Linked DNA regions of Homo sapiens: all the other regions are linked to region 2. The links are chromatin loops, found by intact Hi-C in ENCODE. Cell type or tissue: mammary epithelial cell. All regions are shown on one strand. Each heading gives the region's core, and the rest is flanking DNA. Links, peaks and the distances in the headings are about the cores only.

Evidence for each region. Hi-C counts contacts between places; a loop is a spot of excess contacts. Peaks named below come from ENCODE experiments on the same cell type or tissue, not always from the same donor. Only the 100,000 strongest peaks of a DNase experiment are listed, where the experiment ranks them.
Region 1: it touches region 2 in a loop (2.5-fold over the local background); 3 of 110 quality-filtered maps call a loop at or near these places.
Region 3: it touches region 2 in a loop (3-fold over the local background); 19 of 110 quality-filtered maps call a loop at or near these places.

Annotation. Positions count from the first base shown.
Region 1 is chr4:156,884,686-156,895,223 of GRCh38, reverse strand. All of the region lies in intron 1 of PDGFC (platelet derived growth factor C), which reads left to right. Among named protein-coding and RNA genes, the nearest start is that of PDGFC, 82 kb to the left of the region's middle. In mammary epithelial cell, for the core only: no CTCF peak of the experiment used is centred there; DNase peaks (open chromatin) are centred at 4,813, 5,403 and 6,263; H3K4me3 peaks cover 527 bases; H3K27ac peaks cover 2,047 bases.
Region 2 is chr4:156,767,524-156,778,061 of GRCh38, reverse strand. PDGFC (platelet derived growth factor C) reads left to right here. Exons shown (of 6, transcript NM_016205.3): 4 at 5,169-5,376; 5 at 10,072-10,289. Among named protein-coding and RNA genes, the nearest start is that of LINC02272, 130 kb to the right of the region's middle. RefSeq lists enhancers at 6,371-6,665, 6,323-6,824. In mammary epithelial cell, for the core only: no CTCF peak of the experiment used is centred there; DNase peaks (open chromatin) are centred at 3,401 and 6,501; H3K4me3 peaks cover 391 bases; H3K27ac peaks cover 5,000 bases.
Region 3 is chr4:156,941,968-156,952,505 of GRCh38, reverse strand. The region is part of intron 1 of PDGFC (platelet derived growth factor C); the gene reads left to right. Among named protein-coding and RNA genes, the nearest start is that of PDGFC, 25 kb to the left of the region's middle. In mammary epithelial cell, for the core only: no CTCF peak of the experiment used is centred there; DNase peaks (open chromatin) are centred at 5,815 and 6,785; H3K27ac peaks cover 3,359 bases.

The DNA.
Region 1 (10,538 bases), core at 3,167-8,166, 120 kb before region 2:
AAGTGAACAGTCCATGCTGATTTGGTCTGTCATTGCCCCTTATTAATAGTATAGCTCCCATTTACTGTCAAAAGGATGTCTGAACAGTAACTTACATAGTCATCCTGTGGGCCCTCCCCTTTAGGATGCATATAGTAGTAGCTTCTGTGAGAGGAACAGGAGAAGTGTGATATGTTATCTGAACTCAAATAATTTCTACTGTCTTACAAACCTGAGAGTAACAAATATAAAATGGACACTTCATAGTTGGATTTAATTATATACTCATTTGCATGCAGAATTAGTAAAATACATTTCCAGGGGCTGTGAAAATCCTGAGGGTCATAATAACTAGAGATTCTTCAAAGAATGTGGGAATGGATCCAAATCTACAAAAAATTGATGGAACCTAAATCTGAATCAAATGGACTAAAATGAGTGCTGAGCCTTTTTTTTGGTTTTTGTTCATTTTGTTGTTACCTTTTTAGAGAAATTCTGTCTTCTGACTTTTTAACTATAGAGTTCTTTCAATTTCCTATGCAGTGGAATCCCAATTATTCTGCAGCCTCATGCTGTCAATTTTATCTTCTATTTAACATATTTCCTGTTGTGCTGTCTGCCTCTGAACTAGAGGATTAATCAGTATTGAATACATAATTTTTGAGTTTGAAATATTGCTATATATTTTGCTCGGATTAATTGCATTATTGCTGAATTTTTAAAATTGTATTATAAACTCCTATTGTATGCATTATAGTAGTGATGGTATTAACCTTGCTGTAATGGATTATTCATAATGAACAATACTATGATGCAATGCTGAAATGGTATATGACATATTTATGGAGAGAGACTTAAATGCTAGTCTATAGCATGAATCTGGGGGAGAACTGGATAATAAAATTGCCCAGTTAGGAAGTTAGAATGATAATCTAGATGATAAAATCCTACATTATGTATTTAGACTATAATTAGGCTATTTGTTTCTGAAAAGGTTTTGAACTGTCCAGTAAAAAGTCAAGATTACTAAGATAAAATATAGTTAATCAAAACTCTAAAGGGGGATGGTTAATACACTTAAATTGTTGCTAATATACTTACAGTGATGAAGTAATAAATTTAGGCATGGATATATTTTTAGCCATGGAATAATGAATGTGAATAGCTGATCAATTAGTATAACCATTATTTTGAGGCACCTGATACTTATCAGTCACCTTGGAAGATGTCAGGGATGAAAGGTGAATGATACATGGTTGTGAACTACAGGAAACACACAGTCTAAGGAGAGGCTTCAAATTCTAGTTGTGTGAGAGAAGAAAACTAATAAAGAGAAAAAAATTATGTAACCTTTGGCATGCTTTTTGTGGATGACTTTAACATATAATGTGTGTTTATGTATAATATGTCTATAAAATTCGTATTTTCTAAGATAAAGTTTTGAATTTCTAAATTATAATTATTTTGATTGCCCCTTCAGTTTCTTAGTGTGTGTCATTGCTGGTCAATGAAGCATACTAACAGACCAATCTGAGCAGTAATTGTCCTTGCATAAGCAAGATTTTTTTTTTTTTTGATGGTAATGAGTGATTTCAAAAATACGTTTAGGCTGGGTATGGTGGTTCTTGCCTGTAATCCCAGCAACTTTGGGAGGCCAAGGTAGGAGGATCACTCGAGGCCAGGAGTTCATGACCGTCCTGGTCAACAGAGTAAGACCTCGTCTCTGCAAAACAAAATAAAATAAAATAAAATAAAAAACTTAAAAAATCATGCACCTATAGTCCCAACTGCTCAAGAAGCTGAGGTGAGATTGCTTGAGGCCAGGAGTTAGAGGCTGCAGTGTGTGATTGCCCACTGCATTCCAGCCTAGGTGACAGACCAAGACCCTGTCTTAAAAAAAAAAAAAATCTAGTTAGAGCATTTTTTACTTGTTGCGTCTATATGGTCTGTCTTACCATAGATCACCTGAACGAAGTTAAAATATGTATTGCTACTACTTAATGTAATAAAGAGAATAGCTCTTCTTACATTAATGAAACTAGGCTTTCTTCATACCTTAACCTTCCTTTTTTTCATTAAAATTCTCTTGGTGACTCACAGAAAATTTAAAAAGAATTATGACAAATACTGTTAGTCTGTTTCCAAATAGAGGATATTGCAATGTCAAATATAAGGGGTAGATCATTGAGAAGGGATTTTATAAGGTCCTGGTTAAGACTTGTCTGGTGGTATGTAATAAATCTGTGTGGTAGGGGTGGATAGTGAGGACCTTGTCAGACATCTGCCAGCTATCTACATAGTTTCACTCCAGTGCACTTAATAGGAAGGTCAAGTCCTCTAAAATACCAGCAAGTACCCAGATGTTAAAGCCTAGAATCTTGCCTTGGACGTTTGACGTAAGAAGTATAACAGCTTTAGTGATAACTATTGAGTGCTTCAACTGCAGCAAATGATACTGTGGTTCAACATGCTTATGCAGTTCAATTTATGTCATCAGCTGTAGAGAAATTATAAATCCAACCAAAATCCTTTGCCTGAATGGTTCTTTTATGGAATTCCTCTAGTAAGGCATGTTTAAGTTTCTATTTATTTTAAATTTATTATATGTTTATAGTTTTGTTTTCTCTAACTTTTCCCACCATAATAATCCTTTGGGATTTTTATATCCTTTTTTTGGATTTCCATTTCACCATTCATCAAAGATTAGGACAGCATTCTGTTATGATTTATGTTTCATTTCTATTTGAGAGTTGTGGTAAAAGAAATGGTGGTACCATCAGGAAATGAAAAAAATAATAATTAAAAGTGGCAACAACAAAAATAAATAATAAATCTTAACTAAGAATGTTTCTGGGGAAGAAACCATTAATTTTGCTTTTGATGTATTGAGTTTTAGTTGCTATCAGGATTTCCAAGCTGAGTAGAGAAGCATGTATCAGTTTTGTTAATTATGCTTTAATTAATGTATAACCTACTGAAGAAAACTCACTGTGATTATTGCAACAATATCTGCCACTATTGGTTCCCAGCATTTACTGGTGCTTTATTTATACTTTTTATTTGTTTTATGAGGTAGGTGTTATTTTCCCTCATTTTATAAAAATTAGGTATTTTAATTGATTCGGATTATATAGCTGGTAGAGCTAGCATTTGAACCCAGTCAGGACTATGTTTAGAGCTTACACAAGGCTTCTCCTTGACCTGAAGCCTGTGGCTCAGTAAATGCTGGTTTGATACACAACCAGCACGTACTTCATGTCTAGAATACTGTATTCATTGTTATCATGGCATTTTGAATAAGAGTACTAGTTTGGGTTTATGTTCCAGTTATTCAGTTATAAAACTCTTTAATGTACATTGACACCCATGGCAAGTTTCTTTTTAGGGGGAATGATCACTTGTAATCAAAGCTTTACCTTTGGCATTATGAATGGTGAATTATTCTACTATAAAGCCAGCTACCTGTAGTCACCACTATGTCTTAGGACACATATTAAAGCGAGGAGAAAGGTTTATATTGTTCAGCTGAATCTGTACTTAATGTTATTTATCTGAACACTGTAAAAGTTTGCTGAAAGGTTAATCTGAGGTTATTTCAATTTGTCTTTTCTTACTGGCAAGGTGGAAAACACTGTTTCTCAAAGCACTTCCTAAGACTTTCAGGATAATGTCCTCAGCGATGCCAAACCTCACTGAAAAGGATTTGAATGTAAACTCCAATAGAGAATCATGCTAGTCTTAAAAATTTTACCCTGTTCTTATAATCTCCTGAAACACTTTGTAAATTAAATTTAGTTCACATTTTTACCAAAAATCTTGTGCGTGTAGAGGCACATGCTGCAAAACAACATTTTGGTCAACAACAAACTGCATATACATATGAAGATGGTCCCATAGGATAATAACACTGTATTTTTCCTTTTTTTTTTTTTTTTTTTTTTTTTTTTTTTTTTTTTTTTTTTTTTGAGACGGAGTCTCGCTCTGTCGCCCAGGCTGGAGTGCAGTGGCGGGATCTCGGCTCACTGCAAGCTCCGCCTCCCGGGTTCACGCATTTTTCCTTTTTTTTATGTTTAGATGTGTTTAATTACATAAATACTTACCTTTGTATTACAGTTGCCTACAGTATTTAGTTTAGTAACATGCTGTACAGGTTTGTAGCCAAAAAGCAATAGGCTATACCATAATAGTGCAGGTGTGTAGAAGGCTTTTACATAAAGGTTTTATGACCTGTATGATGTTCACACAACAACAAAATTGCCTAGTGGTGCATTTACTATAACATATCCCATCCTTAAGGGACACGTGAATGTATATACACACACACACATATACACATATTACCAAATGGATACATACATGGTTACCTACAGAAAAATTTAAACTTTGAAATAATACTCTTAGGGAATGTTACCTTTTTAAAAGATATTCTTTAAATTTATATTTGCTATTATGTTGCCTTACCAATATTCACATGTAACATTGCACATTTCACTAAGGGATTTTTTATATTAGCATTTTAGTCAGCACATTTGTTGTCTGTTTACCCTGTGTTATGAGTTAGGTAAAAAGAGATCTTGTTCCTGCTTTAAAGAGATCTCAGTTTAGTGACAGATAAGTAAACCAACCAAAGAGGGTGCATGAACCCCGGTAGCCTGGGTAGGAAGAAGCTTTCACTCTCAGTAGTTAAGGTGATGATGGGATGGAGGACTGTTCAGGAAAGACTGGTCAGAAAAGCTCAGACTTGTCTAAGTATGGAAGGGTGGGAGGAATGAGTTAGGTGGGAAAGGGCATTCGAAACAGAGACGGCAGCGCGTGCCAAGTGCTGAAGCAGCATAGCCTGGCATGAGGAGGTACACAGTAATTTGACTCAGCTGGAATGATGGGTGCAGGGGGCGGATCCTCATTTTCAGACTCACAAGACCTCAAAGCTAAAGAAGGAACATGCTGTTTTTTTGCAGTGGACAAATCCCTGCCATTCTGCTTGCCACTTTCTGGATGAATGCTCAGGCATCTCTTCCTTTCTGATTACATCCCTGGCTGCTTTTCTATGCCACTCCATGGATTACTGCTTCAAGTTTATACCCCCTTCCCATATGATACAGTCACCTCACTTGACACATGTAGGTTCCAGACCAGTGCCCTCCCTTTCTGTAACCTCATGAACTAACAAGGTGTAGATATTTAATACATATTAACCTGGATGATAGCATGTATTAACTCAGAGGAGCTGCTTACTTATAAATAAGTAAAAGAGTTAAAAAATAATCGTCAATGAGTCAATCAAATAAGTTACCACATAGCTTTCCCCCCAATAAACCAACACTTGGACCATTCAACATTTTTTTATTCACTATGCATGCAGCTTTAGCTATGACTAAACTTTTACAAATAAGACTTGCAGGGTTACCATTTAGACGTAACATGCACTAGATTCCATTCATGGAGGAAACCAGTTGGCTGCTGTTGGAGATTGGGCAACCGACAAGATTAGAAAAAAAACCAAAACCAAAACAATGCCTGTTAGCTTCAGATCTCCTTTTAGTTTTGGAGTTTGCTGTATTAAACTGTTCCATTACACTTTGTAGAATTGTGTGGAGTGGAGTTCTGTTGATCTAAGAGCTTAATACCCATGACAAAAAGGTTCAAGTTTTGTATGTGAACTCCTACTTACAGTATTGTCATCATAGACATGAAGAATGTTAAGAAACGCAGTATGGCAATTAAGAGCACTAACCTTGAAGGTGACCCAAATTGGAATCCCAGTTTTAATTCTTGGCCAAATATTTTAACTGTACTAATTCAAAGTTTTCCTGCATGTGTCATGGCAATAATTTCTGTTCTTTTTCATTAACCTTGGGAAATTATTAATATGAAGATTACGTGACATCTTATTTTTGTATGTATCCTAGAAAGTATAAAATGTGATATGAATTAAGTTGGTATTAATAGAAAGGTATAATGTTCAGGGAAAATATCAGACCTGTATGTGAGATTTTGTAATCACCACTGGGTATTTGAGTAGAAGAAAACATGAGAAAAAAATAATAATGTGCATAGTGTTAAGAAATCATGGCTGAGAAGAAGGTAGGCCTCTGTCTGGGCAAGAAAACTAGGTTTTTGAAGATAATAGCTTTGAGTGAAAAATGAGAGATTTGTAATCATCCAGAATAATGGTGTCTGAATTCTTCAGCACGTGGTAGTAGACACACGACGTGTTTGTTGTCTCAGAATTCTGAGGGCAATTCACAAAGAAATTGTTACAAACCATGAATCATTACACAACATTAGAATACCTCAAAAGAGTGAGTAACTCAAAGCTCTTAACAGATCTTGAGAAACTTGAAATAATAGGCATGTTTTTCTTGGGTGAGCAATCTCTCTAATTATGTGAGAGTTGTGTGTGCCCTTTCCTGCTCCACCATATTATGAATGTTTAGTGTAGAGAATTACTGAAGGTTTGCACACCAATTGGTAAAAAATGCAAAAATTACCAGTAGTAAATATACAAGATTGTTTGGGTAGGGGCAGGGACATTGGAGAAAAAATGAAAGACTAAGAAAAAAGTGATGTGAATTTTAGAAAAACACAAAGATTAAGCAAGGTTGAGTGTTTTGAGAGGAAATCAAAGCAACAGGTAAAAGAAACCAGTAACACAGTTAGTTGACTTTTTTAAACTGAGAGATTTCTCAAGAAAGATTTCTTGATAATAGAGTAAGAAAGAAACATCCTGTGATGGGGATGTTCTTTACAGAATATTTTGATCTCCAATTTAATTTTATGTCTGAATTTATAATCAGAAAAGGTCTTGTTTCCTTATGGTTTCATCAAACTAAATTAAATTGTAATTGCTCAGATGGTATAAATATGTGCACAAAGTTGATTATTGAACATTGTATAGTGGCCAGTTGGCTAATTGTAACTCTAAATGACACCATAATATGAAGTTTTGTTTTTATTTATATTGTTCTCTAAATACCAGGGTGAGTATGATGTTTCTGATAAGTGCATAAAGAAAACATGAACTTATAACTGGAGCAATAGGGCAAGGCTGCATCTTTATTACTTAACTCTCCAGTTGTAAAAACAAGTACTACGGTTGACAAGACACCTCTCCATGGGTACCTCCGTAATTGTCATAAATTTAAATTTATTGTAATGTTTTAGACCTGTTTGAACTGTAGTACACAGCCCATTATAACCATGTTTGAATTATATTTATCAATCTTTTTTTTTTTTTTTTTTAAGACGGGGTTTCACTCTGTTGCCCAGGCTGGAGTGCAGTGGCAGGATCTCAGCTCACTGCAGCCTCAACCTCCTGGGCTCAAGCGATTCTCCCACCTCAGCCTCCCAAGTACCTGGGACTGCAGGCACATGCCACCACTCCTGGCTAGTATTTTTTGCAGATTTTCACAGAGACAGATTTTCGCCATGTTGCACTCTTGAGCTCAAGTGTTCGGCCCACCTCAGCCTCCCAAAGTGAGGGGTTATAGGCCTGTGGCACTACACCCAGAAGACAATAAAATATTTTTTAAAAGTGGATTATTTGTAAGGGAGATATCTATTAGAAAGCTTTTTGAACTATTCACGGAATAAGTTTCAATTTTCTATTTTTTCCTACTAGTTTAATATTGAATAAAAATGTATACATTATTCTTCTCCTGGTATCAATCAACCTGGACTCCTACATTTTCTTTGCTAATGATTGATTTCTTTTTTGGAATGATACGATTACTTTTGTGACATTGTCACTTAAACAATTACTAAGAAAAAGTTAAAATATATGACCTCAGGTAGACTCTTAATTTTCATATTTAATGAAAACATGCATAACCAGTTCTTACTCCCCAAAAATATGTAAAATTACAAATGAAAATGGCATGATGACATTAAAATGAGCAGCTTTGTATATTTTCTGCCTTGTTACTAAACAGCAGAGATAAAGGAAGTCTCCTTATCAAGTTAACAGAATTTAAATAATCTATGTAGATAATTATTATAAATTATTTGTTAATGTAAATCAGGTTTTTAGACCTATAGTAAGCTGTGATGCTATGATATAACATCCTGAATGATGTTGATTCATTTTTACATCTTAATGAAGTATCATCTTCATTAGAATATTTGAATATAGAAATGTTTCTTTTTCATTTTTAGAAATAACTTTGTTAATAGTGGCTCATATGGCTTTGTTTTAGGATGTGTATTATGTGTGAATACATACAAAAATTCTAATAAAATATCCTAACATCAGTTAAGATACTTCTAGCCACAGGTAAGAAAAGACACAAATCATAGCTTAAATATTGTTTATTGTCTCATATAATAAGATGTCTATAGTTAGCACAGTTTCAGGGTTAATTCAAGGGCTCAGTGGCATCATCACCAGGTTAGTTAAATCTTTTATTTTTTCCTGTCATCCTCAGCCTGTGAACTTCAGACAGTAGGCCTGTTCCAGCATCACCTCCTCACATAGTTGTGTCCAGATATAGAAATGGGAAGCTTCTCCACAACCATTTCTTTGCAAGTGCAAGTTCTCCATTATTGGTCACAGTCAGATCTTATGATTCTGTTTAGAACAGTCACTAGCCTAGGGGAAATGAGGCAACCATTAATTATATTCAACTGTGATTCAGAGCTGGGGGCATGTTCGACCTTCATGAAGGTCATGGTCAGTTTGAGGTGAGAGAATAAAATCAAGATTCTGCTTAAAGAGTATGCTGAGTGTAGGACGATAGTTTGGTTGGTGATAAAAGTATGTCTGCCAAATAGCAATTCAGAATATTTTCTAGAATCTACTAAACAAAACTTTATTTTGTTTTAAGCACACAGTTAAAAAATATTAATCTAAACTAGAAGTACAAGTCTCATGGGTAAAATCTTTTGGGATGAAGTAGCAGTTAACCTTTTGGTCTTTTAGGAATACTGCACTTATTGCAAGAGAGTTATAGCACATTGGCATTTTACTAACAGAAAACTGAAGTCTCTAAAAAATTGCCCTTCCCACAATGTTATTACACCAATAATTTAGATATTATGTATAAGAATTTGCCACAACTTTCACATTTTATCTTCTAATACCTCCTTTTCTTATTATTCCCCACTGTGTTCCATTTCTGCCCTCTCTCAAGTGTTATTTCCTGCTAAGCCTTTTATATTTTGACTTTTTAAATGCAAGATTTTAATAATTTAACAAGCATTTTAGCTGATAATTTTCACTGCAGGAGCTGTGAACTGTAATGCAAGACTAAATATCAGTCTAAGAGCTAGGATACCTAAGAAGTGCCAAAATTATTTTGTTATATTGGAAGTTGTAAATAGGGAGGATAGAGGCCTGAATTTTATTTATTTATTTATTTATTTATTTGGACAAGATCTTGCCCAGTCTGCAGACTAGAGTGCAGTGGCATTTATATCTCCCTGCCACCTCCAAATCCTGGGCATAGACAGTTCTCCCACCTCAGCCTCCTAAGTAATACAGGCACATAACACCATGCCTGGCTAATTTTTTGTGATTTTTGTAGAGGTGGAGTCTCGCTGTGTTGCCCAGGCTGGCCTTGAGCTCCTGGCCCAAGCAGTACTCTCACCTCAGCCTCCCAAAGGTGTGGGGTTACAGGTGTGAACCACTTAGCTTGGCCATGACCTAAATCTTATTACACAAAATGAAATGTCAGCAATTTGACAAAAAAAAAGCATACTCTAAATTATTGCTGAAGTTTATATTGTTATAGACATTGATATTTAAATTGTTAGAAATTAAAGGCATAAAGCCATATATGCTGCTTTTAAAGGGTGCACAAATATTCTAAGCCTCCTTTTAAAGAATTATTATAGTCTACAAAATTTTAAAATTTTCATTTTCATTGATCAGTGTATTAAATGTAATGCCAATTATTTATTTTAGGCCATTGATGTAATGCAATGCAGTTACATTGATGGAATTCACTGTATCTTAGTAAAATGGAAGAGACAAGATGAAATAAGCACACATATATCTTCTGTTATGGAGTAGAACTGAGGCTAAACTGTGTAGTGTTTGGATATTACTAAATGCTTAGGTAAAGTGTGTGTGTGTGTGTGTGTGTGTGTGTATGTATGCACATACATGCACAAGTATATTTTTCTCCCCATATTCTATTTCTGCCTAGGTTACGACATTCATTCTGAAATGTCTAACACCAGAAACATTATTGTTATGATCTCTCCAAATATGAAAAACAAGTAAAAGAAGCTAAAGGGCAAAAGTAGGGAATTTACCTATGTAATAATTGAGTTTATATTAAGAGTTTATTTTATGGAATTAGAAATGAGTTTGTGATAGACTGGATGCCATGTTGTATATGTATCTTGTTAAAACTTGTTTGTAAACAGGTTTGAAAACTTGATCCATCGTGCAGTAGAGTCACATATTCATTAATCTTTTTGCATGTTCAATGAAATGCTTTCTATTGAACTAGTTTCCTATTATGTATATGTGGTATCAGTGTATTTGGATATAGACAAATTGAATTTCACAATGTGTTTTAAATATTTAAATTCTTCTTTTTACTTTTGAAAACAAT
Region 2 (10,538 bases), core at 3,384-8,383:
CCCAGTCTTGGCTCATTGCAACCTCCGCCTCCTGGGTTCAAGTGATTCTTGTCCCTCAGCCTCCCAAGTAGCTGGGATTATAAGCGTGGCCAACATGCCTGGCTAATTTTTTGTATTTTTAGTAGAGATGGGGTTTCACTATGTTGGCCAGGCTGGTCTTGAACTTCTAAACCTCAAGTGATCCACCCGCCTTGGCTTCGGGAAGTGCTGGGATTACAGGTGTGAGCCACTGCACCTGTGTGAGCCCTTACAGGTTTTTAAATAAATGCTTGTTGAATGATTGAACAGACATGGTGTAATATTATCCTTTGTTTGCTCCTATAATAGTTAAGTGGAGAAGTTGATGGCATGTATTAGCATTCTAGGGCTGCCTTAACAAAATACCACAGACTTAAACAGTGGTGCCTTAAACAATGGAAACTTGTTTTCTCAAAATTTTGGTTGCTAGAAATTGAGATCAGGGTGTCAGTAGGTTTGGTTTCTTCTGACACCTCTCTCCTATACTTGTAGATGTTCATTTTCTTCCTGTGTCTTCAGATGGTCTTCCCTCTCTACTATGTCTATGTTAAAATGTTCTCTTACTATAAGAACACCAATCATGTTAGATTAGGGTCCACCCTAGTTACCTTATTTTACTGATCTCTTTAAAGACCCTGTCTCCAAATACAGGCATTCTGAGATACTGTGAGTAGGACTTTAGTAGAATAGAAATTTTGAGTGAACTCTAATTCAGCCCATAATACAACGTGTGTCTATATTCATTTAAACATTTTTGGTATCAGTTTTCTAAGCACGGACTTGTTTCCTTCAGATTTTTAGGACCATACTGCTTCTATTTATAAGCCAGACATGCCTTTCTAGGATATTTGATGTCTTAAAGAGCAGGGTAAACTTCATGTACTCTCAAAATTTTATATATATATGTAAATGTAGAATTATCCCACAGTTGTACCACAGGGCAGTGTTTCCCAAAACTCACTCATCTGCTAAAACAACAAGGAGAGTTAAAAGAAAAAAAAAATAGAGTTCAGTCCCATTATAGACTTACTAAGTTGTTTATTATATTTTTGAAGCTCTCAAGATAATTTTGCTGAAGCTGTATTGGACCCTCTTGTATCTGATAATTAAGTAGAATTTTTACATGTAAAAGCTGGCAAGAAACTTGAAGGTCATTGAATATAGCTACCATATTTTGTAGTGGAGGAAACTGAGGCACAGATTGATTATGCAGTTTAGTCAAACTCTCTTCCCTACATGTGAGTATCTCTGGGATTTAGAGTCCAGTTCCTTAACTCCTGATCGTAGTTCTCTCATTATCATGTTGTCATTCAGAGTAACTTTCATCAGAGAATTTTAAAGACCCGATTTTGCATAGGATCCTTATCTCATGGAGCTGACATCTTAGAAATGTACTCTTTGGCAGGACACTTCATCACATAGATTGTAGATGCTTTTCTGCTCTTTGACAACCTGTCCTTACAAAGTAATAGGCCTAAAAGGGTCTAGGCTAGGGCCACACCCTCACCAAGCTTGTCATTACTGCCCTGCAGGTGATAACACAGAAGCTTTTCTCTGGCTGAATAAGGGTTTTGGTTTAGTTGTCTACATTGCAGAACACCAAGAAACTCTGCTTCCGGTTTGTGTCCATTGCTATCCACTAAATTGTCTTAGCACAACCTATAGCTTAAAAGTACACCATCATATTTTTATGAAGAATAAAAGACATAAACAGGAAATGTGAAAATCCAAGTCAAGGCGTATTTTGCATATTCTAACCAGTTTAACAGCCCAATCATAAGTGTTTTTAAATATCAAAAGTATTGTTAGAATTTTCTAGATACTAATTATGGGAGAAAATGCTATTAGTCTGTAATGAACAGTGTTACTTTGTTAGAGAGAAAAGTAAAACTTAAAAATTCAAAGACATTTTTTTTTCTGTAACTTCTTTTTTTCATTGCTCCCCCCTTTCTCTCTGAGAGTCCCTTTAAACAACTTAGAAAAGCAGAACTTTGAAACTGAACAACTCGGCTCTTTCTTGAACCAGTGGGTGGAGGGACAGTCATGAGAAGGCCCTTAAATAGAAGCACCACTTCCCCTGTTCTGTCCAGGGATTGATTCTTTGAATCCTGGGAACTTATGTTCATTCTTCTTTCCTGTTTTCTGGGTGGGGACCACTGTGTGTGGGGTGTGGTGGGGAAAGAGTTGTCTTTCTAAATTTATCAAATTTTAATTTAAATATTTAGAAGCTTAGAGATTTGTAACACCAACTGATCTATACATACAGTAACAGAAGATGCTTTTCTCCCAACCTTTCACATTTGAAGGGATGGGTATGCAGATTGCAGATACTTCACTGGACCTAAGGTGTGCATCTTTTGTTTGCCCATTATTACAGGCTTATCTTGTTTTGCCTTCTTTTGTGTTAATATTTTGGACTGCATCTCAGCAATATTAATTTCAGTTAGAACTTTGTATTGCTTCAAAAGAAATGCTTTATTCAGAGAGTCTCCAACAGACTGGAAGCAAAATAAGCCAAATCATTCTTGGATTACAGTCTAATTGAAATTACCCTACATAGCAATTATATTTTATGCTTAAAATATACATCTGCACCCTGACAATTTAATAAATAATGTATACTTTTTGTATTAACTTGCTAGCAACCACTTATTTTATCTGTACAGATTTTGAAACTTTCCATTTGTAATAATACTGATTCTTTGACTATTATTGACCCCTTAATTTTTACTTTATAAAACATTTGTATACATATATAGGCTTATATTTTTGAAATATGCAAAAATTTGCGTTAACTTTTTACACCATAAATTTAATCAATAGTAGCTTAATTAGCTAAATTAAAATTAAAACCGTTTTTAGATCAATGTTTATATCTATAATAGAGTTTTCAGTCATAGTTCTGTCAAAGCAATTTTGTGTTCCTTGGACAATTATAGAAAACACTGGGTAATAAAAACATATTAGGGTAATAAACTCTCAAAGTTTAACAGACTAATGGGTAGAGCAAAAATATCATAAAATAATTAGAAAATATCTTAGTCCTAATATTTTAGCCAGATCCTTGACATTATTGAAATTAAGTCTTTAATAGTAACCATTGTACTGTATATATATGTACTTACACATTTTCCATGTATCTTTGCGTATCTTTGTTTATTCTGTAACATCATGTCATAAACCTCAGATATACAAAATAAAACTTATTTAAAAAACAAAAAGATGAAAGGAGTAACAGCTGAGTGGAGACTTGGAAAGTACATGTGAGTAATCCAGGCAAGGAAGGAGGCCAGACATTGTCATTCCACTGTGCTTTTCTCATAATGCACACACAGGCCCTGGAACACTGTAGTTACTCAATAAACTTTTGTTAAAAAAAAAAAAAAAAAAAGGATGAAATCATTGTTGGCCCAAGGCTGCCACGTTCATTTCTGCCGATTATACCCTGTAAGAATGTTCCCCTGTGGGCAGCGGGACACCCACAAAGCCAGGAGCCCCACGAGGGTTGTGCCTGTCCAGAGGAAAGGTGCTCCTTTTCCTAGTTTACTGGGCAGCTTCTGCTCTTCAAGCCAAGTGCTCACAGAGCAGCCCACAGAGGGCTGTGGGACAGTGATGACCCTGTTGTGCCAGGTTTCATGGATGAATTGGATTTTTGAAAAGGTCATTGTAATGGTAAAGATTTATGATGTGGATCAACGGGGGGAGAGTTTTTGCATGTCAGGTATGGGGACAGATTTAGCATAAGTTACAAAGTCTGAGATGATATTATATGTGCAGTAGTCAGTGAAGAGACTAGACTGATTGGAACAAAATATGCATGTCTCTGATGAGTAGCAGATTAGAGTGGAAGGTGAGCAGAGGTCAGTTTTTGAGGGCTCTGAATGCTGTGTAAGGAATTTGGATTTTATCCTCCAGATGAGAAATCACATAGGCATTTGTCCAAATTCATCATAGGATCAGTAATATCTTATTTAGTAGATTAACCCAGGATTATGCAGCATAGAACAAAAGGAGAGAAAAATGATTAAAGGTAAGGAGATAAGGTTAGAAGCTGCTATTTATAGTACATGTTTTTAGTATGGAGCCCAGGATGGAAGTAATGAGAATGAAAAGGAAGAGCCGATGTGTTAGTGTTTTCCTATATGTGGGCATTTAGATTGCTTCCAGTCTTTCTAATCATTGAACATATTTCCATGTGCATAAGTGAAAGAATATTCAGTGCTTATCAGTTACATCAGCTAAAGTGTTGTGCCTACGTACACTAACTTCTGCAGGCAGAGCAGAGGAGTTCCAATTTAATCACATCCTCAGTAATCCTTTTTAAAATTCTTGCCCATCTCATCTGTGTGAAAAAGTATCCTTTTTTCGTATGTGAAATAATATCTCTCTTTGGATTTCTCTGATAATGAAGTTCAGCATATTTTCATATGTTTATTGACCATTCAAGCTTTTTATCTGTAATATGCCCATTTTTCTTCCATTGCATTTGTCTTTATTTTTGTATATTCTGGATACTAATCTTATGACAGTCACATAGTTTGTCAGTGTGTTCTCCAGTGTCCCTCCGATCTCTTAATCTTGTTTATTAGGCATTTTATATTAAAAATATATTGTAGGCAATTTATTAAGCTGATCTTTTATGATTTAGATATTTTCTATCTTGATTAATAAGTTCTTTAATGTCAAATGATTTCTAACTATTTTGTTCTAGATCTTTTGGGTTAATTATTTCTTATTCCATTTTTAATTTATGTGACACTAATTTGCATAACTACCAGGTAATTTTTCAGATTAAGGAAAATGAAAAGTGGAAAAGAAAAGGAAAATTTGGTAAACTGTATTATAGTTTTCATTCTAAGTTTGTAATTGAACCATGAAGATATTTTTAATTCTTTTATATGACCAAAAGATATCCATATCCCTCACGGTTGGTGGTAATGAAAATTAATGTCTTTCTCATTGATTTTACAGGAAATCTATCAGAGTTCATCTTCATGAAGTCTTTGCAGAGTAGTTATTTCTAATTGGATTCAATACAATTTCCCTTCACACATATTTCCAGCCTCAGTCTTTATAATTTCTTGCATATGTCCAGAAGGAATACATTGTCGTTTTTAAAACAGTTAACACAGGATTCATTTTACTTTCAGCAATTCACAGAAGCTGTGAGTCCTTCAGTGCTACCCCCTTCAGCTTTGCCACTGGACCTGCTTAATAATGCTATAACTGCCTTTAGTACCTTGGAAGACCTTATTCGATATCTTGAACCAGAGAGATGGCAGTTGGACTTAGAAGATCTATATAGGCCAACTTGGCAACTTCTTGGCAAGGCTTTTGTTTTTGGAAGAAAATCCAGAGGTAAGCTCCCTCTTCAGATTAGAACCTCATTTAATTTTCTTAACAGCTAATGTTTCAGATTCTTCTGCCACAGCTTCTAAAGGGTAGAGTTTAAAATTCATCAGTGATATATTCAATACATTTTCTTATCATTTGAGCATATTTATATATTGAATAATAATATATACAAAAGGAGGAACTTAGTTATAACCCAGTGGGTGTGGAAAATTGAAAGGGGGATACTTCTGAAAATTCCAGTTATATATTATCTTCAAAAATATCATTTTGATGAAGTCCTTCATTGCATTTTACAAAAATCACTGCTTACTCAAACCTAATACTTGGAATATGTTGATTTTGGGACTCAAAAGAAATTATCATAGCTGCAAAACCAGGTTAGGGATAGAAAAAGGGGATCCTCTACAAAAATGTTTGTCTACAGTATCTCCCATGGGTCAGTATTATATGACTTTGCATTTTCTAAGCCTAGACAATTCTAAGAACTATGAAAAATGGCAACGACCCAACATAAAATAGAATTCATAGTTTTCAAGGCAGGATTCATAGCAAGAAAACAAGAACCTAAAAGAACCCACACCATAATAATTTTTAACTATATAAATTTGCTGTTGAAATAATCACTTTTGCCCATATGGGTGTATCTTTCTCTAAGAGTGAAAGTGATGTTAATTAAACCTAATTCTGCATGGCCAAGAAATTGGAAATAATCTTAACTGAGTTTTCTATAAAATTACCTAATTTTTTTAGTAACATTGGAATTGGAAAGCATCCATAGCAGACACAAATGAAAACGTATAGAAATAACTGTTTAATTACAATGCACTCAAAATATCTGTTTTAGTCTGTCAGAAACAGTGAAATCGACTGCTTTGGAGAATGCAGTGACAGCCTAGAGAATTTATATGAAAGGAATAATGTTCGGTTAATTTGAGCCATTCACAAGGGCAGATTGCACCAGACTTGCTCTTCTAAACCTTGTCAGAAGGAAACCCGATTCCTGCCCTTTCCTGCTCTAAGAGTTGCAGCTTTTTTGGATCATGAGCTTTAATCTCAGCAGGTCATGTTCAGACTTGCCCAGCCCTGGTATTTCACTATGCCAACAGACGTGGTTTCCTTTTGGCAATATTTGAAATCAGTGTTCAAGTGCCTGGGCAGTTGAGTCCTGTCCAGATGCTGAAAGCTGTTACATATTTATAAGATTTGATCTTGATGAATAACTTGATGAATAACTTACGAGCAACACTTCCCTTCCCTCCCACTTAGGAACAGGAAGATGAAGATCTGCAAGACTAGCTGAAATATCCATGAATAGAGCCCTTGTTAGCAAATTTGAAGTTGATTATCATGTTGATCTGTAAGAAGCAGGGGCAGTGAATCAGGTTCTAAACTGAGATCTAGTTTTTTGACAGCTGATTTCTGGATTTGAGCCTAAAAACCTCCCTTCTAGCCAAGGCTTTATGCCTGAAAATGTACGCCTGGTGCTCAAAGATTTGGCCAGAGGCTAGCCTGCATTCAAAAGCATCGGAAGCTGAACAGATCTTTCAGATATTCATTTAACACTTTCAAAATTGAAGCCCTTTGCAGTTTTCCAAATTTATTAACTTTTTAAGCATGCAAAAAGTGTGAGAAAAGCAGTGTACATTTTTGGAACTTTACATAAACTAAAATACAAGTGTAGGATAACATCTATATAGACAAAACCAACTCCCCTCCTGAGAGTATCTCTACAAAGGAATAAGGAGTCAAACTTTTAAAAGCTTCTAATTAGACATTGAAATAGATTTCCCACAGAATAAACATCACAGTGTTACCACATTCATCTTAGAAAGACCACCCTCAGATTACATTACAGTAATAGACTATCTTTGGACTGAATATCTTAAAAGAATGAACAACTAACAAAGAAAAATATTACTGTTTTTTGTAGCAAAACGTATAATATTAATGACATTTGCATTTAAAAATAATGATTTTGGTTGGTGATGTGCTCAAAATCTGCATTCTTTAGAAAAACAAACTAATACCTGTATTTGTTTTCTTAGGAGATAATTATGAAAAGGAAAAAAATCTGAAGACCAACTTTTACAAATATTTGGCAGAGGGAAACTTCTTTAATATTATTATAGTTAAGCTATTCAAAAAGTATCCTTTGGTACATTATCTTTCTTTCTTCTTTTCCTTTTTCTCTTTATTTGCCTTCCCCCCCCAAAAGTACTATACAATGTTTCAAGAATGTATGACATATGACTTAACTTAATGAAGCTTATATGCGTTTGAAGCCTTAGCAGTAGGCAGCATAAATTTCAAAATGAAATGCCAAATTTAAAATCCTTAGTTATATTTTTAGAAAACTGTGGACTGCATAAATGCTTTACTTTTTTTTCTTTCACTTTCTTCCTCTAGTTCAGGGTTTTCATTCATACCTTGCTACTGCTACAAAAAAATACTGTATTTTCTAAGTCAAGCTTAACTAGTACGTAAAAAGGGCTTTTGACTTTTGTGTCAAACATGATAAATGAGTGGAAGCTAAGTTAAAAGTGTGTTTAAATTTTCACATTGTAGCAGGTATCACAACTAAGTTCACTTGGGAAATCTGTCTAACCTTTTATTGTGGTTAAGTAAACATTTTAAAGGAAACGTATACAATCTCATTTTCTATTATCATGAAATAGCATATTTAAAACTACTTGACATAGGTGAATATGCTTTGAGAGCTGAGAGCTTCTTCACTCACATTCTAAAGAAGTATAATTCTTAAATAAGCATTGAAGACTTTGGCAACCAGATTTTGTGTTTGTGCATATTTTAAGTCTTCTTCCTCCTTGCCCAGGCATTAAATACTAGAGAAAAGCTTCAAATAAGCTCATATATAGTTTTAACAATTAAAGAGGAATGTATGCATATACTATTAGATCAGCAAAATGAAACCAGGTAAAATATGTGATACCATTTAGCATAATGAGCTCATTACTTTTATTAGGGATAAGTTGGCCTATTCAGAGCATTTGAAAGAAGGATTTGCTTTAAATATTTAAAAGCTTTGCCTTCACAGGATCATTTTCAGATTAAAAAGAAATCTTTCAGTAGCCAAATGAAACAATGACTTTCCCTTGAGTTAGAAAAATAATTTTTTAGCTGAATAAGGTGTTGAAATGGACTCATTGAATTGGGATTTCTTTGGTGCTTTCCTATACTTGACTCAGGTTTTAGTCTATCATATAGTTTACATACATTTCTAATTTACAATTACCTATGCATAATTTTATAATACGTTTCTTAAAATACTTAAATTATCAAAGACAATTAAGACAATATAAGTATTAAAAACACCTGATCACATGTATAACAAATCCAAGAAAATAAGCATTTGATTCTTACCTTGTCACTTAAAAATTAATAAAACTTAGCTTTTAATTTAAAAAATTGGATTACATCGTGATTATTTCTACTTGAAGCCATCTTTAACCAGAAAATAGCTTTCTTTTTTTTCATTCATGTCTGTGTTATCCATATTAGTGGAAAGGTATTTAAGTAGGTTTATTATATTTTAGATAATATTTCTAAATTTTTAAAAAACTTTATTAGGAGAAAAAAACCCTGAAGGCATATATGTTATCTGAAAGTATTCAATCTCATTGGAATTGCTTTATTTGAATATTTCTAGGGGAAAAAAATAGGCAGAGATGTAAGGCAGAAAATAAATTATATTAGAAGTCTTTATCCTAATAGTAATTACCTACTATTCATGTGATATGTATAAATTCACATTGAACATGGCATGTTATTTCGATATAATTTTCCTGAGGCAGAATCATTTTGTAGTTAAAAACAATGGTTCTTTGAGGATTTACTGCAATAAAGAATATTTTGTTAGGTCCTCAAAAGTAGGTATTCTTCATAGAATAAAGCACAAACAGCATAGTTAACCAACTTGCTAAAGGAGTAGAGGCTGGGGTTATAAATTAGATAAATTAAACATTTCTTCCACCCATTAGCAGGGGAAGGATAGGTATCTGAAGGAGTTTAGTTTAGTTAGTCTGAATTTCCAAGATGGGAAATCATTCAATGCATTTGAAGCATTGCCTTCCAACAACTTCTGCTCTTATAAAGTATGTCATTTTTTTTCACTCATGGTCTACACAGCTGTCTTCAAATGTGCGTTCTCTTCATGCTTTTTTTATATTTTATGATGGTTATTGCCATAGAGATTATAGAAAGAGCTGTTGACACATTTCAATAAATTGTTCTTCACTAATTGTATGAGCCTAAAATCCTTTTAAGAATTATACTTGTTTTTTAATCAAAGCATTCATCATCTTGCATTTTATTCTTCTCTCCTGTGTTCTCCATGTCTATTTTTTTTTTTTTTACTAAGGTTAAAACGTGTGGCCTTTTTTGTCTGTATAAAGTTTCCTATTTATAGCTTTCAACTGTTTTGTTGGCTCTGTTCTTAATATTACACAATGGCATCTCTTTACTGGTCGCTAAGTCATAATGAAGCTTTGTTTGCTATGAACTAGAAGGTCCAATTTGTAGTTGTATATCTCTAAAATCTACTTACAATAAGAGCGGATATTGTTATGGATATTGTTCATGAAATAACGTAAGATTTCTTTATGAAAAGAGCTTAATGAAATACATTCAGGCTCAAAGCATCAACATCTATTTTTCTTTGCTTTCTTTTATACCATATAGTGGTGGATCTGAACCTTCTAACAGAGGAGGTAAGATTATACAGCTGCACACCTCGTAACTTCTCAGTGTCCATAAGGGAAGAACTAAAGAGAACCGATACCATTTTCTGGCCAGGTTGTCTCCTGGTTAAACGCTGTGGTGGGAACTGTGCCTGTTGTCTCCACAATTGCAATGAATGTCAATGTGTCCCAAGCAAAGTTACTAAAAAATACCACGAGGTAGGTATACAATTTTCTTTTTGGTTTCCTTCGGGTATTTTATGTCTTAGAACAAAACAGTGAATCTGAAATGCGTTTATGTTTGGAAAAAAGACGTAGTATTCATGGGGAAAAAAAAGAGGTCTACAAATAGTTTATGTTTTTGTTTTTTAAAATTAGCACCTTTAATTAAAATTCCAGATATTAGGGATTTAGAAAGTATATTCTCTGGTAGTATAACATGAGTGGTCAGTGAAGTTTTTGCCTCTC
Region 3 (10,538 bases), core at 3,132-8,131, 170 kb before region 2:
ATATCTTAAAACATTAATAGATTTTGTTTCAGTGCTGCCAATAATTTCAGTGAGTAACAAAAAAACTCCACACTTTCATTAAAATGTTCTTAATGATTTCTGTTTGATTTTCTACGTAGTGATAAATGTTGCCATTTACCCCAGCGGTTTAATAACAACAAATAAGTATTACATTTTGAAGAAACTTGGCAGTATCATTGAATGCCAGTGTGTAATAGCTAATCTATAATTTAGGTTAATTCCATCATTAGTTTGTGACTTGAAATTCTTTGTTTCTGACTGTTTCATGACTTCTTTAAGCACAAAGAGGATATTGGTAGAATCAGGTATGTAGCAAAAGGTCTAGAAATACAGTTTTGATTATTTGAAACACTAGTATTTTAAAATCCAGCAGATGCATTCCTTTGCCTAAATATATTGTGTCTTATGCTATAAAGAGGACACATTTTGTTTTGTTTTAGTGTACATATTAAAACAGTTTATATCCCAAATAAGCTAATATGACTAATGGTTGTCACTGCCCTAATTTTGGGGAAGAAAGTTTGAATCAGAAAAGTGTTCTTGGAAGAAGAATACTCTTTTTTCCTATCTATTTAGGCATTCACTGGAACTTTCTTTACTTCTAAAATTTATGCTTGAAATGGCTCAGAGTTTGTGTATGTGGAGCATATTGGAGGCTGATTGTATCTGTGAGTTTAGGAAAGACTTAACTTGATCCCTTGTGCAATGAAGTCTTTCAAAGAAAACGAGGGTTTTTTGTTTTTTTTTTTTTTTCTATAAGGTAGAGTGGATATTCAGGCTCAGATTTTAGCTAAATTAAGAAGGACCTTTCTCTGTCCAGAATAGTATCACAAAATTAAGACTGGCTCTGGAAGAGAGACAGAGGATGCCCTCTTTTCATTGTCATACACCATTTGAATTGTGTTTGATAAATTTATATTGTGACCTTGAAAATGAAACCACTCAGAAATCCTGGTTAATTTCTGCCCCATGCGTCAGTCTCAAAGGGGAGACCTGCCTTTGCCAACAGACCATTCAGTAAGAAACAAAAATATTAAAACTCCACAATCACAACTTATATGGTCAATAATGGTTTCAAAAATTAAAAAAATTGATCCTGGCATATTTACAAGCAATTATATATAAATACAGGAACATGTATATTATGAATTTTCTTTAAACTATTTGCCTGCATTGATTATAGAGAGAATGAAGCCTCACAATGAAATCTGATTGAATAAATTTAAACACTGTTGTGATCACGAGCGTTGTTTTATTAAGTCACTGGAATGTAAGATACATGAAGCCTGAAATTTTAGTTGTTGTTATTGGAGGTTTATTTATTTTCTCCTACTGCTTTATCTTCAGGATCTAGAACCTTGCCTGGCAGGCAGTAGGTACTCTTAACATTATTTGTTTAGTGAATGAAGAGAAGGGTGTAAGAAGCATCTACCTCTGGAGATAAAAATACAGTGAGGTGAAAGAGAAGTATATATTTTCCTTTCTCCTTGTTTAGGTTATAAACTGTCATATCCATAGCGCCTAGATCAGGGCTTGGTAGTTACTCTGAAATTGAAAGATTCAATAAGTGAATTTTTACATGAAGAAAAATGTGAACTGCTGATTTTGTCTGTTATATCAATTGTCATTTTACTTTTGCTCTTTTTGCCAATTTCTAGAATTTTTTTCTTATTTATTTCATAAATTTGTAGTCATTTAGCAATTCAACAATTATAAACATTTGGAAGTTCTGTGTATTTGTGGGTATAAATAGATTTTTTTTCTGATTTAACACTGCTTTCAAATTGCTTATTGAACTATAGTGGAGAGGAAAAAAAAAGAACTTTTCTTCTACCTCTTAGGTTTAGAAGTTAAACTACAAATTAAACTGACAAAAGACAGAGTAACAGGAGAAAAGGCATATTAATTTTATTAATATTTTAAATTTTGTGTGCATAAGGGCTTCAAAGTAAGGATGTGAAAATCTTAAAAAGCAGTTAGACTTGGGATTTTCTATACCGTTTTAATGAATGGTGATAAATTGTGGAGGAGTGACTAGACAATGGAAAGGGGATTTGAGCTTCTAGCGCCAATGAAGTTTGGGAAAGTGACCAAAAAACATGGGGAAACTAATATTATTATCTAATCATAACAGATAATGTTATTTTAGTAAGGTTATTTTAGTTAAGTCTGCATATACAGTCTCATTCCAGCGCCAGCTGTTTGTCTGTGCTAAGGGTCACTTTCCTCATCCTGGAATGGAGGGAAAGGGGGCATTTATGTCATCTTCAAAAAGGAAAATTTATGTACTACTTTTCGGCAGATAACTGGAGAACGGAGAACTTTTCCCAAATCTGTTTATTCTTACTTGTCTTCAGCTCAAAATAATCCTTATGCCAGAAAGGCATATTTTAGGGTGTCATACTCGAGACCCCTTCATAATCATTGATTAAAACATATGACTGTTTCTGATAGCATATATAGCCTAGGAAAAATGTCATAGGTAGTGCTGGTGGTTGTTGGACATGCTGTTGCTTATGTACCTTTGAGTGAAGCTATTTTTATTTCCTGTTATGCTTACTGCTTGTTTTCCTGAAGGTAAAGCTGTAAGTTACAAATATATGTGACCCAATTCTTAACAGCTTCTGCCAGGACTGACCCTATATCATCTCAGGTATGTCCTCAAGGGGACGTAGGGGAAGGGGAAACAGTTCTGTTTTCTCATTTGTGCAGTCTTTGATTTCCATAGAAAGTCAAAAGTCATTCTAGTAATACACACTTAGGAAATGTGAAGTGCTATGACTCATTTTATTTTGGCTTTGCACAGTGTAGAAAATTTCTTGGCTAGGAAGAAATTCCTTTTCAAACTACCAGTCCTCCCCAAACAATTCTCCTCCCTTCTGAATAGGTAGTTCTCTCTTTGCACAGACATTCTTCTGGGCTTAGCTGCTGTGTAACCTCTTAACCCTTCATTAATAATTTCCTGAGGCCAGTTTGTTATAAAGAAATATTGCAGCACAGACAGTGTGTGAGCAAGAGAGAGAGAGAGAAAGAGCGAGAGAGAAAGAGAGAGAGACACACACACATACTACTTTTTAATGACCAACTAGAATGGGGTTAATGCTCTGAAAGAAATAAAAAAAAAAGTACACATTAGACTTTTTCCCCATTACTTTGCACGTTAATCAAGGAGATCACCCCCTTAGGCAGAAGGTAATAAATACTTTTCAACTTCTCTCTGTTATTCAGAATAAATGGCTCATTTCTATATTATACACATATTTAAATGCTTTGAGTATTTAAAAGAATAATCATGAATCTTTCAAAGAATTCTTAATAGTAGGAGACCGTTGGTGAGTAAATTTATCTCTTTTTGGTTCTTAACAAAAGAGATAGTCTCTCTTTTCTTGAAGAAATCACCAAGGAACTGGATGTTTTCAGAGATGGACATTTGGGCTTCCACTCTCCTGCGCTATAATCCTTTCTCACCTTTCTCATATTTCAGCAGCACAGGACCTCGGTGAATTTCACACTGGTCCCTTGGCTAGCCAGTAGAGCAATAAACCTCCCATGAGAAATGCTGTGAATTACACAGAGCTGTCATTACTCAGGGGATACGGGGCAATGATCAAAATGCTGCCTCCACAGAGAAATGCTCACACTCTAATGTTAAGTGAAAAAGCAGGGTGAGAATAAGATTTTAAATATTTTTATGTATGCCCCCATAAATATTTCTATGTATGTAGAGGAACTAGAATGAAATACACTAAAATGTTGTAAGTATTTCATCTATAAAGGCTGTAGGGCAGCGGTGGGGGTGTTGGTACTTTCCTTTCTAAAATACATAGTATTTTCCAAATTTCCTATAGTAAGCTTATATTACTACTATATTAGAAACAATGCTGTGCTAATTCCTTAAACCTAATTTAAACAGAGGGTTCAGGGAAGGCAAATACAAATAGCATTTTCTCCTATTGTAACGGAAAGCACCTTAATATGCCAAGACTTTTTTTAGAAGCCTAGGAGGTGGCATTCTTAAAGGTGGCCCTTCAGGCTTAAGATTTAAAATTGGCTCTTAATTTTATCCCAGAGCTCGATGTGGATATAGTCAAAGCGGCCGCAGCAGTCGGTGCAGGAGAGCCATCACAACAATTATCTATGTTGTTTTTGGCAGTTTATAAGAAATGTTGTTTTCACAAGACCTAAGAGTTTTGTCTGGGAAGAAAGAAGATAGCTGCCAACATTTGGCACCATATGGGGTTTTCGTCTTTTCCTTTTTTTTTTTTTTTTAGCTGTACATCCCCTCTTGAGCCTTGAAGATCAAGACAATATTCTGGGAGGTTTTTTTTTTTTTTAGTACACTTGTTGGAAACATCTGGAAAATGCCATTAGGTTGCACACCATGGACTTCATTTATAGACAAGTGTGTGAGATAAAAAACATGGAAAGAAAATCCCTGCTTTGCAGCTGCATTCTATGGCACACCATCCACAGTGTGTGTGTAGACCGTAGAGACTTGCTATTCACACTTATTGAGACTAGCAGATCGAGAAACTGTAAATTAATTTCCCTTTCTAGGCATAGAATGTCCGTCAACCATACCAGAACCTGTCTCTTATTGAAGTCAGGCAGTTTCTGATTTTATTGCTACTTTGCTTTTACCCTAAGGCTGCACATTCACACTCTCCACAGTATATGGACATCATAGTCAATGTAGAATATTTTGTCCTAGGAAATATTATTTAGTTTTTGGAAGAAACACTGCAGATTGTGCTTATGACACTAAACTGAATCAAGGATTCAGTTTAAAGGATTGAGGGGAAAAGGCTGATAGTGACAATCTCGTTTCTTAGACCTCTTTTTGCTGTTATACCTCAACTAAGGCAGTTGTTTTGTGATACCACCTCTCATTAATTTATCTACACATAAATAAGGAACTAAGCAACAAATAAATAAACAAGGAAACAAAACCACACAGTTTTATTTCCTGAATTTCAGTTTTTCTTGTTGTCCTGTCTTTCATTGTCATCCTTCATTTTGATGTTTACTTAGTTTAATTCCATGTTTCAAATGAAAACTACTGTCTGCAGAGTCTAGAACCCCTGAAAGTGCATTAGCTAGGCCATGTCAGGGGAGAACTTTAAATTAAAAGAGAGTTTTGAGTAGAAAAGTAAATGTGGAGTCTTTTGAGTAGGGAAATAAGTGCCAAAGTAACCCTCTGTGTAACCTGCAGCTAGTCCATCCATAGCAGAGGGTTACAGAACCACAGCTGTTCATACACACAGATCCTGAATAAGAGATGGCTGGGCAGAGGGCTTGTGTGCGTTCCTGCTTTTACCCCTTTTAGTCTTTTATCTTGTTTACTTCTTAGGAGCTAGAATCCCAGCAGATGAGAGGGCGATCTCTTTGGTCCATTCTGCTGACCTCCCTTCTTTATGTCATTTGAGGTTTGTAATGTTGACTCATTAACACTGCTTTACTAGGCTAGCTGAGCAGAGAGATTCCCATTTCTGCTTCCAGCCTTCTTAACACTGCAACTGAGATTTCTCTGCTCCTGCTTCTTTTTCCCTGAAGTAACATTAAAAATTATTTCAAGCATTCCTAAGTAAACTGGGTGATGTCTTCTTACTGCTTTTGGTCTGGAAATTTTCAAGGGCAAGAAAGTCTTAACACATATGAAAACATGAACTGGGAGTGATTGAGATACTGTGTTGCCTAGCCCTCTCCTTCTGGTCTAAGTGAGGTCATTTTCTAGGAGGTGAAGTCATTATCTTAGTCATGTATGTTGTTGGCAGCAAGACTAGAACACAAGTCCAACTCTCAGTCCCGGGCTCTGTCTGTCTCATCATGACGTGTCTTTCTGTTCCTGTGGTCTTGATGATAAATAGATAAACTCTGGAGAAAAGACAGTAGCTCTTCCTTCGGGGACCTAGGCAAATTTGAGCTCACTATTACCTCAGAAAAGGGGTTGTTGTTTAAAATCCTGTATAATTTCTAATGCCATGCTCATTAAATAAAATAATACCAAGGCCATTTTTCATCACAAAGGTGGAAACCTCACTATAGCATGCTTGTTTATAATTTTTATTGATAAATGAAATCATCTTGGATGAAATAATATATAGTATACGTTAAAGTGGGTTGGTTGCTTTTCCTAAGTTATACTTTTTATATTTCTGTTTACCATATGCTGTGAAACCAAAGCTATTATTTTTGCCTCATTCTGATAACATAGTCCATATTCTAGGTGGTAGATAAAGAAATATTTCAGCATTTACCTTAAAATTCTTGTTTTTTTAAAGTTGTTTCCTCTCTATCTTCTCTGCCAGATGTGAGTAATACTAACAACTAGTACTTTCTGTAGGATTCACAGTTCTGTCTGCATATTCCATAGGCTGTTTTTAATAGGCAGGACATAACCTACTTTCATTCAGTTTTTCATAAATATAACAAATGTTACATAGTTTACAAGAAGAAATATCAAGGCTAAAGCCTCTTGTTGGCATGATAACTATTGCCAAATCAAATATGGGAAGAGGATAGAATATGAATTCTAATTTCTTAGTTCCAGTAGTTGATTTGGATCAGACGCGATCAGCTCCTGGCAGCAAAGGGCTGAAATCCTTCTGATAATGAGCCTGGTGATTTAGGAGTCAGATTGGGCCCATGAGTGAATATTATAATAGAGGGAGAGAGTGGTACAATGTTGGATGTTTTTCAGAGAGAATTGAAACTAAACTGCTGAGTCTCTTTGGTCATTAAAATTCCCAAGGTGCTTTTTGCAAGATTATGAGTTTTTAGCCAGCATCCTGACCAAATGAGTAATTGCTCTGCCAATCGCTCCTGCAATTTCATTTGTACAAGGTCATTGCATCCACTTCCTGAGCTAAACTGTCACATTAAGGGAGAGTAGCCTCTTTGAGAGAGAGTGATCTCTTTAATTCACAAATTCATTTGCCCCCCTGCTTTGGGAAAAGAGACAGTAGTTGCTTAGCATCTATAAATAGGAGCTATATTTTTTCTGTTTTTCCTTTTTTCTTATAAATCTTTGGTTTTTGGTTTAGACTTCTGTCTAGAAGAAAGCATATTACTGTTGTGAATTTTCCCTACTGATTATATATATATATATATATATATATATATATATATATATATATATATATGTATGTATATGTATATATACACATATATATAATTTAAAATATTAAGAGATGTCTATAAAATCTGTTTATTATTCATTTAACAACTATTTAGTTAGCATTTATGACATATGCAGCAAGATACTAGTCACAGATTAAAAAGCAATGAGCAGAATGTACAAAACTTGTGGTCTCCTGGAGTTTACATTTCTATTGAGGGGAGAAAAAAGGACAAATAACATATAAATAAGTAAACTATTGGTATGATAGAAAATGGTCAGTGCTGTGTTTTGGGGGTTAGAGAGTGTGGGGATAGGGCACATTGTTGCAGTTCGAAATAAGTCACCGAGGGCTGACTGAGAAGGTGACTTTGAGCACAGATCTTGCAGAGATGGCAGAGAAGGCCTTCACAGACAGGGCCAAGGGGAGAGGCAAATGCCCTGGGTCAGAATGTGCCTAGCAAGATTGAGGATCAGCAAGGGGGATTGTGTTCTGGAGGGGGTCATGTAGATGAGTGATGAATTTTATATAGAGATGATTATTTCTGCCGAGTGAGAATACACTGTAGGGGAGCAAGGGAGCAAATGCCGTGATAGTGACTTAGGCCAGAGCAAAGTAGGTAAGTGGTCAGGTTTTGGATTTATTCTGAAATGAGAGCTGTTGGTATTTGCTGGCGGACTGGAAATTGGGAGTTGAGATGGATTGTCAGGCGCCAGCCTGAAGGTGCCACCTGTGGGACTTGGCAGGCATTTTTGTCTTCACATGCAGTTTTTGTCTTGAAAATCTTCAAGCTACTTGTTAATTGCCCTAGCGTGCTAACAGTGGACACATGAATTGATTGTGATGGTGAAAGTATGTAAGAGACACACATTGGTGATGGATTTTATTTTTCATTTTTAATCATGATAAGAAGTCAGTGCATGTGAGTAGATCAATAGAAGAGAAAGAAGCAAACATTGCATTGATTTGGAAGCATATAAATAATGCCTAGTGGAAGACAGGCCCTTTTTTTATTTACAGAGGAAGATGTGCCAGAATAAAGAATTCCATTTAGTGATAAATATAGCTAAGACATACTCAGTGTTTACCATCTACTAGACATGCATGTAAGCTCTTAACACATATTGATACCTTTAATGATCACAGAAGACATTTGAGTGAAATTACTAGCATTAATCCCAATCTAAGAAGAATTTAAGCCACAAGCCAAGGTCATGTGGTTTTCAGCAAGGGCAGTCTGGCTCCATGGCACATGCCTTTAATCGTTACAGTGCCTCTAATAGCCACTTTAATTTGTTAGAACTAAAGCTCTAATTTGGCTAGGTGCTAAGCAGACTTGCTCAATTTACAGTTTCATTTCTTAAATGTAGACAAGTCAACGAGAGTTCTTAAATACCTTGGAGTTTATTCTTACTAACACAACATATTTGTTTTAAGGGAAAGCCTGGACGTTTGGGATGAGGAAAATCCACAGTGGAAGAAAAGGCAGAGTGTGAAAATATGGCTTAGTGAAATTAGGTTTAAATTCTGGTTTATTCACTTTTTAGTTACATGATCTTGACTTCACCACTTAACCCTTCTGAGCACTTAATTCTCTAATTTGTAAAATGTTAACATTAAGAACTAGTTCACAGGGACTTCTGGCAACATGCTTGGTCTGCTTAATAGATTTTAGTTTCTCTGCCCATCTTCTTGGCTAGATAGACTGAAAATGAATGTAGGGGTTTCTGAAAACAAATTGGGTCGAGTGAAAAAAAAAGGTTTGATGCAGGGAGGCCAATAAAACACTCCAATGTAGCTCCACAGGAGAACATTTAAAGCAAGAGGTTTTGTGCACTTATAGTGGTGCTTGTCAGAGTTGAAAGTGCATTTGAATCCTCCCGGATCTTGTTAAAATGCAGATTCTACATCAGTAGGCTTGCGGGTGGGGCCTGAGATTCTGCATTTCTAATAATTTGATGTGATGCTGATCCTGCTGGCCTGTGCACCACACTTTTACTAGCAAGGACATATGAAAATAGATTTATGAAGAAGTACCATGGGAATTTAGAGCGAATAATATCAAGGTTGATACCAGTAAAACAGTTTAACAGAGCTTCTCAGAGATGAAATGAGCTACATCATAGGTATTAATTCCCTGCCTAAGGCTGTATTTGCGTCATTTCTGATCTGTGCTGTTGATATATTGATACACCGGGGGGTTGAGCCAGACTTGAATTTTCTGTTACTCATTGGTAGGGGTTACCCTTAAATAGAAGTGAGTAGAGCATTTAAGCATTATTAGTTACATAGGTTCCTGGGCTATAGGGCACCAAGCACAGATTTTTTCGAGGGAATTCACTCACTGAAAAGATAATCAGATTAAATGACTACTAATGCTCATTTTAACCTTGGGATAGGACGTTAAGTCACACATACTCTAGCCGAGAGGGATAATCTGAGATCTGTATGGTATCTGTCTAACACATATTACTAAGCAGAAATCTCAGAATTCCTTAAAGGTTTTAAGAGGAAATTATTCATTGTATTCATAATCATTCATATCCATTTGATTGCTCTCTAATCACAATATTGCAATTATACATAATTATATATTGTAATTATACATGTTGTTACAATATAATTATAATTATACATATATAATTACAATATAATAATATTATAATTATATAATATACATGTATATTATATACATCTATTCCTTTAGTGTATTGGTAGCAGTATTTTTTTTGTCTGTTTTAGGTCTTGGTGATTTGTGCTCTTACTGTTTCTCAGAATTTTTCAAAATTTAGCCTGTAAGTTACTAAGAAATGTAAATGGATAGGGCATGGTTATTGACACAAATACATTCTTCTTTTCCCCTCAATTTTCATACAGCTGTAGTGTTACTAGAAAAAAGTATCTATTTATGGGAAGTGTTTTTCTCTTCTCCTGTGGAATCTTAAAGGCTTATTTTCAAGTATTTCTAGAGCTGCCACCTGTTAAATTATAGTGATTCTATGCTTTGTAGATATTTTTTAATCATGAAAGAAGATAAGCTAGAAAAATAAAGTACATTCGATGTTGGAAAAATGTTACAGGCTTTTTGAATCCTGTTTGCGTTGAGCTCTTGGACCCTCCTCCCCTGGCCAGCCTTCTGGAGCGCCTGTGAGCACAAAGGAATGGCATGTATTTATACTTGTGTAAATACGATCCTGTATGCTCTCCACTGAGAACATGCAGGCGGCCCTTTTATGGTCAACAAGGGGTTTTCCCTCTCGTCTTTAGGCAGACCACAGGGCTACGTGCTCAAGAGTGTATTTTTGATGCCATCCATCAGAATGCTTTCATAATCTGCCTCCCTTTTATAAAATCTTGGAAATGACTTTGTTATACTTGCCTTTATTCACTAATAGATCA